3 separate regions of the Homo sapiens genome follow, and all the other regions are linked to region 3. A link is a contact called in ENCODE Hi-C or POLR2A ChIA-PET data. All regions are on one chromosome and are shown on one strand. The core of a region is the stretch at or near the end of the contact, and the rest is flanking DNA. Distances in the headings are between cores, read along the strand shown.

Evidence for each region. A loop is a pair of places that touch in the nucleus more often than their neighbours do. ChIA-PET counts read pairs that join two places held with the same protein, here RNA polymerase II (POLR2A). Pooled maps may share reads with other maps.
Region 1: a loop to region 3 is called in a map of B cell, with 4 times the contacts of the local background. The contact joins the promoter of PARK7 here to the promoter of RERE in region 3. A Hi-C loop is called at or near these places in 2 of 168 maps with a recorded cell type or tissue (B cell and CD8-positive, alpha-beta T cell), 2 of 37 single-sample maps with no recorded cell type and 13 of 50 pooled maps. POLR2A ChIA-PET finds 5 or more read pairs at or near these places in 2 of 52 experiments (K562 and activated B cell).
Region 2: a loop to region 3 is called in a pooled map, with 7 times the contacts of the local background. The contact joins the enhancer-like site here to the promoter of RERE in region 3. A Hi-C loop is called at or near these places in 7 of 50 pooled maps. POLR2A ChIA-PET finds 5 or more read pairs at or near these places in 2 of 52 experiments (activated T-cell and naive thymus-derived CD4-positive, alpha-beta T cell).

Annotation. Positions count from the first base shown.
Region 1 is chr1:7,959,924-7,963,918 of GRCh38, forward strand. It overlaps PARK7 (Parkinsonism associated deglycase), which reads left to right and starts at 1,788. Exons shown (of 7, transcript NM_007262.5): 1 at 1,788-1,870; 2 at 2,840-2,952. The coding sequence starts at 2,863. RefSeq lists enhancers at 856-1,639, 1,339-1,438, 1,640-2,423, 1,819-1,868, 2,069-2,118 and 1 more and a silencer at 1,589-1,688.
Region 2 is chr1:8,150,138-8,154,783 of GRCh38, forward strand. No RefSeq gene overlaps it. Among named protein-coding and RNA genes, the nearest start is that of LINC01714, 56 kb to the right of the region's middle. Within about 2 kb of position 2,679, at least 3 of the 41 ENCODE cell types and tissues checked have a DNase peak (open chromatin) inside an H3K27ac peak, as active enhancers do.
Region 3 is chr1:8,815,602-8,819,636 of GRCh38, forward strand. It overlaps RERE (arginine-glutamic acid dipeptide repeats), which reads right to left and starts at 2,039. Exons shown (of 23, transcript NM_001042681.2): 1 at 1,559-2,039. RefSeq lists silencers at 1,637-1,696, 1,947-2,246, 2,347-2,576 and an enhancer at 1,989-2,283.

The sequences.
Region 1 (3,995 bases), core at 538-3,037, 860 kb before region 3:
GTGGCACACACCTGTAGTCTCAGCTACTCGAAAGACTGAGGCACGAGAATTGTTTCAACACAGAGGCAGAGGTTGCAGTGAGCCAAGATGGTGCCACTGCACTTCAGGCTAGGCGACAGAGCAAGATGGAGTCTCAAAAAAAAAAAAAAAGAAAGAAAATCAATATATCAAAGAGATATTTGCACTCCTATGCTTATTGTAGCACTGTTCACAACAGTCAAAATATGGAATCAACCAAAATGTTCATCAATGGATGACTGGATAAATAAAATGTAAATATACACAATGAATACTATTCAGCCATAAAAAATAATAAAATCCTATTTGCAACAACATTGATGGAACTGGAGGTCATTATGTTAAGTGAAACAAGCCAGGCAAAGAAAGACAAGCATCACATGATTTCACTCATAAATGGGAAGTTGAAAAGTGGATATCATGAAGATAAGTTGGTGGTTACCAGAGGCCAGGAAGGGTAGCCAGGAGAAGGGGATGAACAGGGTGATTAATAGGTACAAAAATTGGTAGAAGTGCTGGGCAAGGTGTCAAGAGCCCCAGCATCAGAAAGTGGTCGACTTGCTGGTTGGTAAGAAGAATTTATCGACAACAATATAGGTTTGAAAAAGGAAAGTTTTATTAGAACGCTGCAGAAGAGTGCAGCCTCAGCAAGAGAGAACTGAGCATGCCGCGGTGGATTTTTCATGTCCCTTTTCGAATGTCTCATTTTTTGCAAATTCAATCCAAGTTGCGTTCATTTAGCCAGGATCCTTCTAAGCTCATTCAAGAATTTTGGGCTTTAACTATTTCCTTTGATTTAACCTGGTACCAGGTGCCAACTTTAGATAATAGGGATATCTAATTACTTCTAAATTCCTCAGATAAGGGGCCTGCTTGATGGTCACCAGGTGATCTGTGCTCTCCTTAAGAGGGAATAAGACCTAGCGTTGGCAGAGTTCTGTAGGGTGACTATAGTTAACAGTAATCTGTTGTATATTTTAAAATGTTATTATTGAAGAGAGTAACTGGAATGTTCCCAGTATAAAGACAAATGTTTAAGGTGATAGAGATCTCATTTACCCTGATTTAATCATTACACATTATATGAAAGTATCAAAATACCACATGTACCCAGAAAACACATACGTCTCTTACATATCAATAAATACAACTTGAGATTATGATGTAAATACATCTGACCAACTTGGTACTTATTAGACTTATGTGCGCAGCACTGCTCTAGTCCTGTGGGTGCAGCAGCATCAGGATCGTTAAAGAAAACAAACAATGCTGAGAAAAAAACTCACACCCCTGAGACATCCGGGTGTGAATAAATGCGGCAGAGTCGCCCGAGATCGGGAGACCAGGCGTGGGGGAGAGGTCCGGGAGGCCTGGACCAGAGTCCTAACAGACCAGAGGCGAAACGGGAAGGCGCGCCAGAAAAGGAACAACGCAAAGGGAGCAGGCGTGCACGGAGCGCGAACTAAGGAACCCCTCTGACAACCCCAGTCCCTCGGCAGTTCCAGAGACCGGCTCCTCACGGAGGGTGGCGGTAGAGACTGTTAAGCCCCGCGGGCGCCGGGGCAGGCCGGACTGTGCCATTCGTGGGGGGTACCATGTGGGACCGAGCCGCCTCACCCAGGGCTGTCCAGCTAGAAACTCCCCGGTGCCACCCCCGCCTCAGTCCGAGGTAGACTCGGCCGGACGTGACGCAGCGTGAGGCCAAGGCGGCGTGAGTCTGCGCAGTGTGGGGCTGAGGGAGGCCGGACGGCGCGCGTGCGTGCTGGCGTGCGTTCATTTTCAGCCTGGTGTGGGGTGAGTGGTACCCAACGGGCCGGGGCGCCGCGTCCGCAGGAAGAGGCGCGGGGTGCAGGTCAGCGCCAGCGGGGGCGCGGCGCATGTGTGGGCCGTGGCGCTGGGCGGCGTGGGGGTGCTGGACGGTGTCCCTGTGCTGGACGGTGTCCCGCTGGCTCAGAACCGGCGCGGGGCCTGGGTCGGGGCCGCCCTCGCTTCCGGCCTCCCAGTCGGGCCCTGTCGCTGGCGTTGGATTTGACTGACCGCCAGCGTGGTGGCAACGCTGAAGCGTCCAGAATCTTCTGCCTAACCTCTCGCCGGCATGGAACTGGCTAGCCGTTTTATTAAACTCTGTTTTGCGTGGACGGTAAACCCTCCAGATAATCTGTAAATAGGCTAAAAAAAATTCGGAACCTCGTTGAGCTGCTGTCGTTGGCAGTGAGAACTCCGCGCAGAGAGACAGATGTAGTTGGGTTGACTTCAGTGAGGGGATTTCCATCTTTCTCAGTCATTAAAAAAAGTGTTCAGACATTTAACACTGTTGACCCCCACACACAATTTTTTAGTACAGTTATAACTAAGAAAACAAAAATCCCCTCCAAAAAATTACAAGTTAATTGCGAAAGACCACATTTAAATTTTTGCCCATGAAATTCAGTTTAGTCGTTTCTCTGAAACAGTGCTTCAAAAAAGACTGTTTCCCCGCATTGTGTGAAATGCAGGAGACCCACGTACTTGTATTTTTAAAAAACCCATTTGCAACATACTATTAAAGTTGGATTTAAGAGAACATGGTAGAAGAAAATCTAAGCAATACTACACCTTTTAGCACCCTCATTATGTTTTCATCTCAGAGCAATTAAAACTGCTATACAAATCAACGTTAAGATAACTAAACTGCTGCTTTTTTCGTATTCAGTTGTCTATGAAAACCGTTTCCCTAGGAAGTACTTACTCTGCTTGAAAATGCTCCTAAACTTTAAATTTTGGGGTATCTCAGGGTTGCAATGAAAGTTTTTTGAAATCTTTTTTTTTTTTTTTTTTTAAGGCTTGTAAACATATAACATAAAAATGGCTTCCAAAAGAGCTCTGGTCATCCTGGCTAAAGGAGCAGAGGAAATGGAGACGGTCATCCCTGTAGATGTCATGAGGCGAGCTGGGGTAAGTCCCACATCGATTTTTAGCCATTCCTGTTTTAAATGTTTTTGGATTTTTAAATCATTTTGAATAAAATATTCAAAGTGCTCTATGAAATATTTCAAATATACACAAAATTTCAGAGATGACATAAGAATAAATACCTGTTGATCCACTGCTCACATTTAACGCTTGTTAATGTCTTGCCATATTTCCTTCAGACCCATTTCTCTTTTGTTTTGAGCTCTGTCGTCCAGGCTGGAGTGCGATGGCAGGATCTTGGCTCATTTCGGTCTCTGCCTCCTGGGCCCAAACCATCTTCCCACCTCAGCCTCCCAAATAGCTGAGACTACAGATGCGTGCCACCACACCTGGCTAATTTTTGTATGTTTTGTAGAGACAGGGTTTTGCCATGTTGCCCAGGCTGCTCTCCAACTCCTGAGCTCAAGTTGTCCACCCGCCTCAGGCCTCCCAAAGTGTTAGGACTACAGGCGTGAGCCACTGCACTGTCCTTAGACCCATTTCTTTTTTCTTCTTTTTTTTTTTTTTTGAGATGGTGTCTCTCTGTGTCGCTCAGCCTGGAACGCAGTGGTGTGATCTCTGCTCGCTGCAACCTCTGCCTCCCGGGTTCAAGAGATTCTCCTGCCTCACCCTCAGCTGGGATTACAGGTGTCCGCCACCACGCCCGGCTAATTGTATTTTTAGTACAGATGGGGTTTCACCATGTTGGCCAGGTTGGTCTCGAACTCCTGGCTTCAAGTGACCCGCCCGCCTTAGCCTTTTACAGTGCTGGGATTACAGGCAGGAGCCACCATGCCCGGCCCCTCAGACTCGTTTCTTAAAGAGCAGATGCTTCAAAGAAATACATTTGAAGCCCCCTTTGTAAATTTCTCCAATCCTATGCCCCTTCTTCCTTCCTTAAAGATAAGTGCTATCCTCGCACTCTTGTGTATCCATGCATGTGTGTCTTTTTTTTTTTTTTTAAGACAGAGTCTTGCTCTGTCACCCAGGCTGGAGTGCAGTGGTGTGACCTCAGCTCACTGCAACTTCTGCCTCCTGGGTTCAAG
Region 2 (4,646 bases), core at 1,429-3,928, 660 kb before region 3:
CACTACCCCTGGCCTAAACTTGATTCTAATTGGCGGGTTTAAAAAAAAAACCACAGACACTCTATAATGTAAACAATCTTAATCATATTTCAATACTAATTTATACTCCCAGATACTTCCAAAAGGACTTTGAGGTAGCATACGGTAAAATACTAATGAAAATCAGTAAAACTAGTGGTTTTATTCATAATTGCCCCAAATCAGAAGCAATTAAGATGTTTCTCAGTAAGTGGTTGAATAAACAGACGGCGGCACCTGCAGACAATGGAGTATTATTCAGTGATAAAAACAAATGAGGCTGGTCATGGTGGCTCGCACCTGTAATTCCAGCACTTCGGGAGGCCGAGGTGGGCAGATCACTTGAGCCCAGGAGTTCGAAACCAGCCTGGGCAACATAGTGAGACCCCTGTCTCTACAAAAAATAAAATAAAATAAACAAAGTTAGCCAGACATGGTGTTGCATGCCTATGGTCCCAGCTACTGGGACCTGTTTCTGTTTTCAAAAAAAAACTGAAAAAAAAAAAAAAAAGAAAAAAAAGAAAAGAAATGAGCTATCAAGCCACAAAAAAAAACATGGAGGAAGCCGAAACATATTGCTAGGTGAATGAGCCAGTCTGAAAAGGCTATACCCTGGATGATTTCAACTACATGACACTCTGGAAAAAGCAAAATGATAAAGACAGCAAAAAAGATTGGTGGTTGCCAGGAACTGGGGAGTAAGGGAGAGGGGAGAGATGACCAGATGGAGCACGCGAGTTTTAGGGCAGTGAAACTATTATTCGGTACAACACTATAATGGTGGATCCATGTCATTATACATTTATCAAACCCATAGAATGTGTAATACAATGAGAGAATCCTCATGTAAATGATGGGCTTAGTTGTAAGGAATCGGTATAGGCTCAGCAAATGTAACGAGTGTACACCTTCATTTAAGATGAAAGTGGGTGCGGTGGCTCATGCCTGTAATCCCAGCACTTTGGGAGGCTGAGGTTGGCGGATCACTTGAGGTGAGGAGTTGGAGACCAGCCTGGCCAACATGGTGAAACCCCCTCTCTACTAAAAATACAAAAATTAGCCGGGTTTGGTGGTGTGCACCTGTAGTCCCAGCTACCTGGGAGACTGAGGCAGGAGAATTGCTTGAACCCGGGAGGCAGAGGTTGCGGTGAGCTGAGGTCACGCCACTGCACTCCAGCCTAGATGACAGAGTGAGACTCTGTCAAAAAAAAAAAAGAAAGAAAAAAAGATGTTACTAGCAGGAGAAAGTGTCTATGGGGAGAGGAAGGGCACACGGGAGCTCTGCGTTTTCTGCTCCATGTTCCTGTAAACCTAAAACTGCTCAACCAAATAAAAAGATCCATTTAAAAAATCAGTACCTTCGTAAAACCGAAAAAACATTAAAATAAGAATGAAGTGACAAGTGCAATTTAAGTCAGGAACTTGTTAGGTGAAAGTACTGAGGTGAAAACAGACCTTTATTCTGAATTCTCTGAGGAGCTGATCAAAGGAGGGATGAGTTACATAGGGCACATTGTCTACGGAAAGAAAACAGACCTGTTTTCCGGGAGAGACAGGCCAACTCTGAGATGAATTTGTCCCAGTTTGTTGCTGTTGTTTGTTTCAGAGACAGGGTCTCTTTCTGTCCCCCAGGCTGGAGTGCAGTGGCACAATCTCCTCTCACTGCAATCTCTGCCTCCCAGGCTCAAGCGATCTTTCCACCTCACACGCCTGAGTAGCACCCACCACAACACCCGGCTAATTTTTGTATTTTTTTGTAGGGATGGGGTTTCACCATGCTGCCCAGCTGGTTTTGAACTCCTGAGCTCAAGCGATCCATCCTCCTGCCTTGGCCTCCTAAAGTGCTGGGATTATAGGTGTGAGCCACTGCGTTTGGCTAGTTTTTATTCCTCATGGAGAAATAGCATAATGGGTGATGAGCCCGACTGGGCTGTCACTAGAAGTTCTACACATTACCATTTCGTATCAATCCAGGTTTTAAAAACCCAAGAAGGCCTGATGCTGCTACATTGTAGCTCATCAGGATGGTTCTGTGCTGCACACAGATTGGAGGACGCAGATATCTTTCTTCAGGATCAGTGCTTACGGTTTCATTTTAGGAATATCTATTTGCCCCTCAACTTTAAAGCTGAGTCAGGGCTGCGCCAGATGTGTTTTGTCTGCTTCTATACTCCTGACTTGTTCATTTTTCCCTTAAAGGGCTGCTTTCCGACTAGGCGTGGTGGCTTATGCCTGTAATCCAAGCATTTTGGGAGGCCAAGGAAGGAGGATGGCTTGAGATCAGGTGTTCGAGACCAGCCTGGCCAACATGGTGAGACCCCGTTTCTACTGAAAATACAAAAAAATTAGCCAGGCATGGTGGCACGTGCCTTTAACTCCAGCTACTCTGGAGGCTGAGGCAGGAGAATCACTTGAACTCGGAAGGTGGAGGTTGCAGTGAGCCGAGATCACCCCACTGCACTCCAGCCTGGGCGACAGAGCAAGACTCCATCTCAAAAAAAAAAAAAAAGGGCTGCTTTCAAAGATCACTGCATAAGTAGTGTGCTTATTATGATAGATTTTATAACTTTAAGATATAATCATCTTGTTCTTTTTCGTACATTAGCAAAGGAAACCATGAAACCACACGTTAGAATTGAGGGGACTTTGAAGTCAGGGAGTCTCTTTTTTACAGTTGAAGAGGCTCCGACAAACGTCAATGGTTTGCTCATGGGTACATGGCTAGTAAACACCAGAGCTGGCTCTAGGACTCGCATTGATGTCGGTTAATTGATATACCTGACCCCGCTACTAGTGCACAATTACTGCCCTGCGTCAGGCCAAATCAGGGGCATGGATCATCATGTTGGGGACACTACCCCAAAGGAGGAGATGACATGGCTGTCCACAAACCGGGAGCCCAGTTGTGCCCAGAATTGGTTCCTTCTGGTTGGTTCTTGGTCTCGCTGACTTCAAAAATGAAGCCGCGGACCCTCACAGTGAGTGGTACAGTTCTAAAGATGGTGTGTCTGAAGTTTGTTCCTTCAGATGTTGAGATGTGTTCAGAGTTTCTTCCTTCTGGTAGGTTTGTGGTCTCACTGACTTCATGAGTGAAGCCACAGACCTTTGCAGTGAGTGTTACAACTCTTAAAGGTGGTGTGTGTGGAGTTCTCTGTTCCTCCTGGTGGATTCGTGGTCTTGCTGGCTTCAGGACTGAAGCTGCAGACCTTCATGGTGACTGTTAATCTCACAAAGGTAGCACAAACCCAAAGACTGAGCAGCAGTAAAATTTATTGCTAAGAACAAAAGAACAAAACTTCCACAGTTAGAAGACGACTGGCGGAGATTACCGCTGCTGGCTCAGGTGGCCAGCTTTTATTCCCTTATTTGGTCCCACCCACATCCTGCTGATTGGTCCACTTTTCAGAGCACTGATTGGTCCATTTTACAGAGTGCTGATTGGTCCGTTTTTACTGAGTGCTGATTGGTGCATTTACAAACCTTTAGCTAGACACAGAGCGCTGACTGGTGCGTTTTTACAGAGTGCTGATTGGTGTGTTTACAAACCTTTAGCCAGACGCAGAGCTCTGATTGGTGTGTTTACAATCCTTTAGCTAGACAGAAAAGTTATCCAAGTCCCCCCACCTGACCCAGAAGCCCAGCTGGATTCACCTCTCACGGTGGCCCTCCTGCTCACACAACCTGCCTACCTCTTGGGAAGACACCTCCTGTTTGGACTTGCTGGTTTTTGTGCAGTCACGCAGAAAGCCCCATTTCGCATGACGCTAGCTGAACTAGAAGCAGAGAGACATGTACAACATTATAGATCTTTTATAGTTAAAAGGACCAGGAAATTCTGATCCCCTGACCCTCTCAACACCCTCCCCCCGCCACCCAAAACAACCACCAGGAAAGCGTTCTGCACTTCAGTGGAAAAGGCAAATCTTGTAACACTTGGCCTTGGCCTAGGTGCTGGGTGTCCAGAGCGGATAGAGGCCCATGGCGACAGTTGTGCCAGCAGATTCCTGCTGCTAAGTCCCCGGCCTTTGCGCTCTGTGGCCTGGGCTGATGGGTGGGTGGGTGCCTTTATTTGCCTGGTTGAGGAGTGCACTCACTGGGGGCCATTTGGTTTGAAACATTTTTTGCAGCTAAGGGGTGGTAAAGATGACGCTAGTTTAGCTGAGTTTAAGGCTAATTAATCAGCCTTCTTTTTTCTTTTTCTTTCCTTTTTTTTTTAGACAGAGTCTCACACAATTCCCTGGGCTGGAGTGCAGTGGTGCGATCATGGCTCACTACTGCAGCATCAACCTCCTGGACTCAAGCAATTCTCCTGCCTCAGCCTCCCGAGTAGCTGGGACTATAGGTGCCCAACACCATTGCCCCGCTATTTTTTTATTTTTTATTTTTTATTTTTTGTGGAGACAGGGCTTTGCCATGTTGCTCAGGCTGGTCTCAAACTCCTGGGCCCAAGTGATCCTCCTGCCTCAGTCTCCCAAAGTGCCAGATTTACAGGTGTAAGCCACCGCGCCCAGCCAAATCAGCCTTCTAAAGAGCTTAATTTTCCATCACTGACTTTGTGTTCTTTTATACAAAGGTTGCAGACTCCGAGGCTGAAACCCCTTTCTGACCGGTAGCTCTAGAGTAAACAA
Region 3 (4,035 bases), core at 789-3,288:
TTGAGTGTCCTTTAGTTTCCAATGCACTCTTCTGCCTCACAAGGTTGCAAAAACGGCCAGGCATGAGATGGGTGGAAGAAAGCTGTAACAGAAAAGCACCCTCCCTTCCCCCATCTTCTCTCTTCTCTCCCAAAAAGAGCTGTGTTTGTCTGTGCAAACCTAGTCCCAAATATGGGAGAGAGAGAATGAATGTGTGTATGGAAGAACAATGAGCCCTCAGCTTGGTATTGTGTGTGTGTGTATGTGTGTGTGTGTGTGTGTATATGTGTGTCTGTCTGCCTCTGCCTCTTTTCCCTTCGACCTCAACAACAACAGGGAGAGCTGGAAGCCAGCTTTCCACCCATCCCAGGCCATCAAAATCAAAACTGGTTGATAATTTACAGTAGTATTAACTCAGCAAGCAAATCCATGGAACAAAATATCAACCCAAAGATGATTTTATTATTGTACAGATCCAGCTTCTCTCCCCTCCCCCAACAGACTGAGACTAAAAAGACCAGTGTACACTAGACAAAAAGGTCTCTCTTTAAATGGAAAGCAATTATGAAAACTGTTTCAAATCTTAGATGCATCAATTCCTGCTATATTAAAATGTCTATTTTGTAATTCACCAAGTTCACCCTCTTACTAGTTATCTTTTTTTGCGTTTAAAAATTCGCTGTGAAGAAGGCTATTTCACGATTCATACAAAACTACTTTCTAAATGTACCTTAAAAAAGCAACAGATACTGAAACATTTAAAGCACCCAGTTTCTCAAGGACCCATTTTACTTAAATCAATGTTTGAAGTCTGTAATCCAGAAAAATTGTAAGCAAACCTTGGAAAAGAGACAGAGGAAAATGACAATTCAACAATGAATCATTCTGTTTTCCTTTCAACAACTTCTCAAGCAACCAGTTTCAAAGGAAGCCTGCAACACTTTTCCCCCCTCCTAGCAGACACACATACACACGTGTATGTAAAACTACGAATCTTTCCATCATCTTAAAAATTAGTAATAAATAGAAGCCACCCTCCTTCAGAGAGCAGAACTAAAACAGGATAGTAAGAATTCTATTCTGCTGCAAGTGACTTTGGGTTTCATAATTTTCTAATCACATACAGCTGAGAACTAGAGATTGGGAGCACAAAGAGGAAATCTTCCCCCAATGAGAAAATGATACTTTAATAATAAAGTCCTCCCCCCAGCACCCCGAAATCCACAAACATTCAAGAAATTTACAGTTTCAGTCCTTGACTTCCTTCCCTTCCAGTTTCAGCCAATAATGTAGTCACATGAAATAGTTTAACCTCAAACAAGTAGAACAAGAGCATGAATAAGAGGCCAAGAGAGAGCAGGGGTCAGAAGGCACGCAGGAACGGTCACCTGGCCCGGACAGGACCAAAGAAGTGCCCTGCCCTCGCCCGACTCCCCTCGACTTCGGCTTCGACCCCAGCCTTTTCTTCCTGCCTCCCCCCGGGCGAGTGACTGCTTTCACGGCCGACCCTCTCTGACCACCAGGACGAGGGGCCAAAAAAGAAAGCACACGACCCGGCGCGGGCAAGTTGGACACTTACCTTCCCCTAAAGCGCTACACCATCAATAGTGAGGTGTTCGCGGCCCAGCTCCGGGGAAAGTGGCGGGGATGGGGCGGGAGGCCGCGCGGAGGCTGCGGGGCCGCGGGGCGCAGGGCCGAGAGGGGCGGCCCGCGGGGAGGCGACGCGGAGGGGCTGAGGGGGCTTCCCTGCCGTGACCTTTCCTGCGACTTGAACCTAGGCTCCCTCCTCCTCGGTCGGGCAGATCTTTCAGAAGCAGGAGCCCAGGATCATGTCTGGTTTTGTTTTCCGAGGGCGAGGGGGCTCCCTGAGGATGATGGTGATTTTTTTTTTTTTTTAATCCTCAACTAGGAGAGAAAATGAGGCAGAGACAATGTGGGGAGCGAGAGAGGGGAAAAGGACGGGGGAGGAGGCGGGGACCGAGGCCCAGCGGGGCGAGCGTCTCGGGGTGTGCGGGAGGCTGAGGAGGCTCCGGAGCGCGGAGGGTTGCTCGCGAGCGTCTGTGGGAACAGCGGCACCTCCGCGATGGTGGCGGAGCCGCGGCGGAGCTGCTGCACCGACCCGCCGCCCACTCCCCGCTCGGGCCCGGCCCACCTCGCAGTATCGCGCCCCTCCATTGGTACAGCGCGGTGTGACGCGGCCGGGGGCCCGGCCAATGGGAGGCGGAGGAGGCGGGATCTCTTTTTCCTTTTTTTTTTTTTTTTTTTTTTTTTTTTAATCTTTTTAATAAAATGAGCAGAGAAGAAGGCGGAGAGAGGCCGAGCCTTGACAACGCCGCGGCCCGGGGCTCGAGGGCTCGCGCTGCAGGCGGCGGCCAGAGGCGGTGGGCTGGGCTCCCGCCGCGGGCGCGTCTTTGTGAGAGTGCGAGGCCGGCCCTCCTCCGCCGCCCGCCGCGCTCCAGTACCGCCCCCCGCGCCCCCCGGGCTGGGCCGGGCTGGCGGCGCGGGCAGGTCCCGGGTGGGGTGGGGGGAAGTCCGGTTGATCTTGCTGTTACCCGGGTCTTAATTGGCCTTTTCAGTCATTAGGACGCGGATCCATGTTGCTGCGGGCTACAGAGTGGGTGTAAACCATTCTCATATGGACTCTTTCGAAATTCTGATGAGCGGCTTGTAATATTTTTCAAATAGTGTACATGACAAAAGATGAATTACAGAAAGAAAAATAAAAGTGATAAGTCGCACTGCTTATTTGAAAAGAATAAAAAGTGTCATGAAGGCATAAAGGAGAGACTGTACAGGTACAGAAGGGATTTTAGAAAGAGCAGTGTACAACTCTATAAGGTACGTGTGAAAAAAAATCTAAAAAGAGGAAAAGACCAAACATCACCTCTTTTTCTTTGAAGAATGAAGTATTGTGTCCCACTTCCCGAAAGCCTGATAATCACAGGGTCTATCATGCTGTAAAGGGAGTAGGGGCAGGCCAAATGATCATATTCTAGTTCATATAATTTATGGGATTGAGGGGTTTGGAAATTTCAATTATGATTAGCAGTTTTTGAAATGCACATCATGTTTATTGAGTTCTTTCACAGAGCCTGGCACGAATCCAGGGTGAATCATCAACCTATTGTTGGTTTGTTAATATTCTGTAAATGCTTATTGGTGTCCTTATACCATACACTCTTCCCGAAGGAGTTAAGGTCCGTATAAAATAAGGGGTAGAAAACGTAGCACAAAATAATTCACTCATCTGTTTCAAAAGAAGTGATAATTTTCTCCTTGGAAAATCTATTCAGATTATAATTTCCACATTGAATTATTCATTTTTTTTTTTTTTCTGAGAGGGAGTTTCACTCTTGTTGCCCAGGCTGGAGTGCAATGGCGCGATCTCGGCTCACCGCCACCTCCGCCTCCTCAGTTCAAGCGATTCTCCTGCCTCAGCTTCCCGAGTAGCTGAGATTACAGGCATGCGCCACCACACCCAGCTAATTTTGTATTTTTAGTAGAGATGGGGTTTCTCCATGTTGGTCAGGCTGGTCTCGAACTCCTGACCTCAGGTGATCCGCCCGCCTCAGCCTCCCAAAGTGCTGGAATTACAGGCGTGAGCCACCGCACCCGGCCCACATTCAATTATTCTTTAAAGAATAATTTGGACTAACAGATACTATTGGACCATGACCCAAGAGATCTTAAAAAAAAAAAAAAAAGCCATAGATCCTTGCCATCACATTTCTGAGTAACTTTCAGCAAGAAAAATCCTCTTTGCTGGAGTTATGAAATGGGGAAACTAGTTAATATCTCTTTATATATCTGATAATGTGAGAACTGAATTTTAAAACCTAATAAATTCAATAAACTGCTTCCAACATTCTAGATATGGATAGGACTATCTGACTTCCTGTTTGGAAATGATGAGGGATAAAGTATATCAGTTAGATGGCTTCACTTTCCATCAAAATCTCTATCTACAGGAGCATTCTTTCTTTTTTTTCTTTTTTTTTTTTTTGAGACAGAGTCTCGCTCTGTTGCCCAGGCTGGAGTGCAGTGGCACGATCTCAG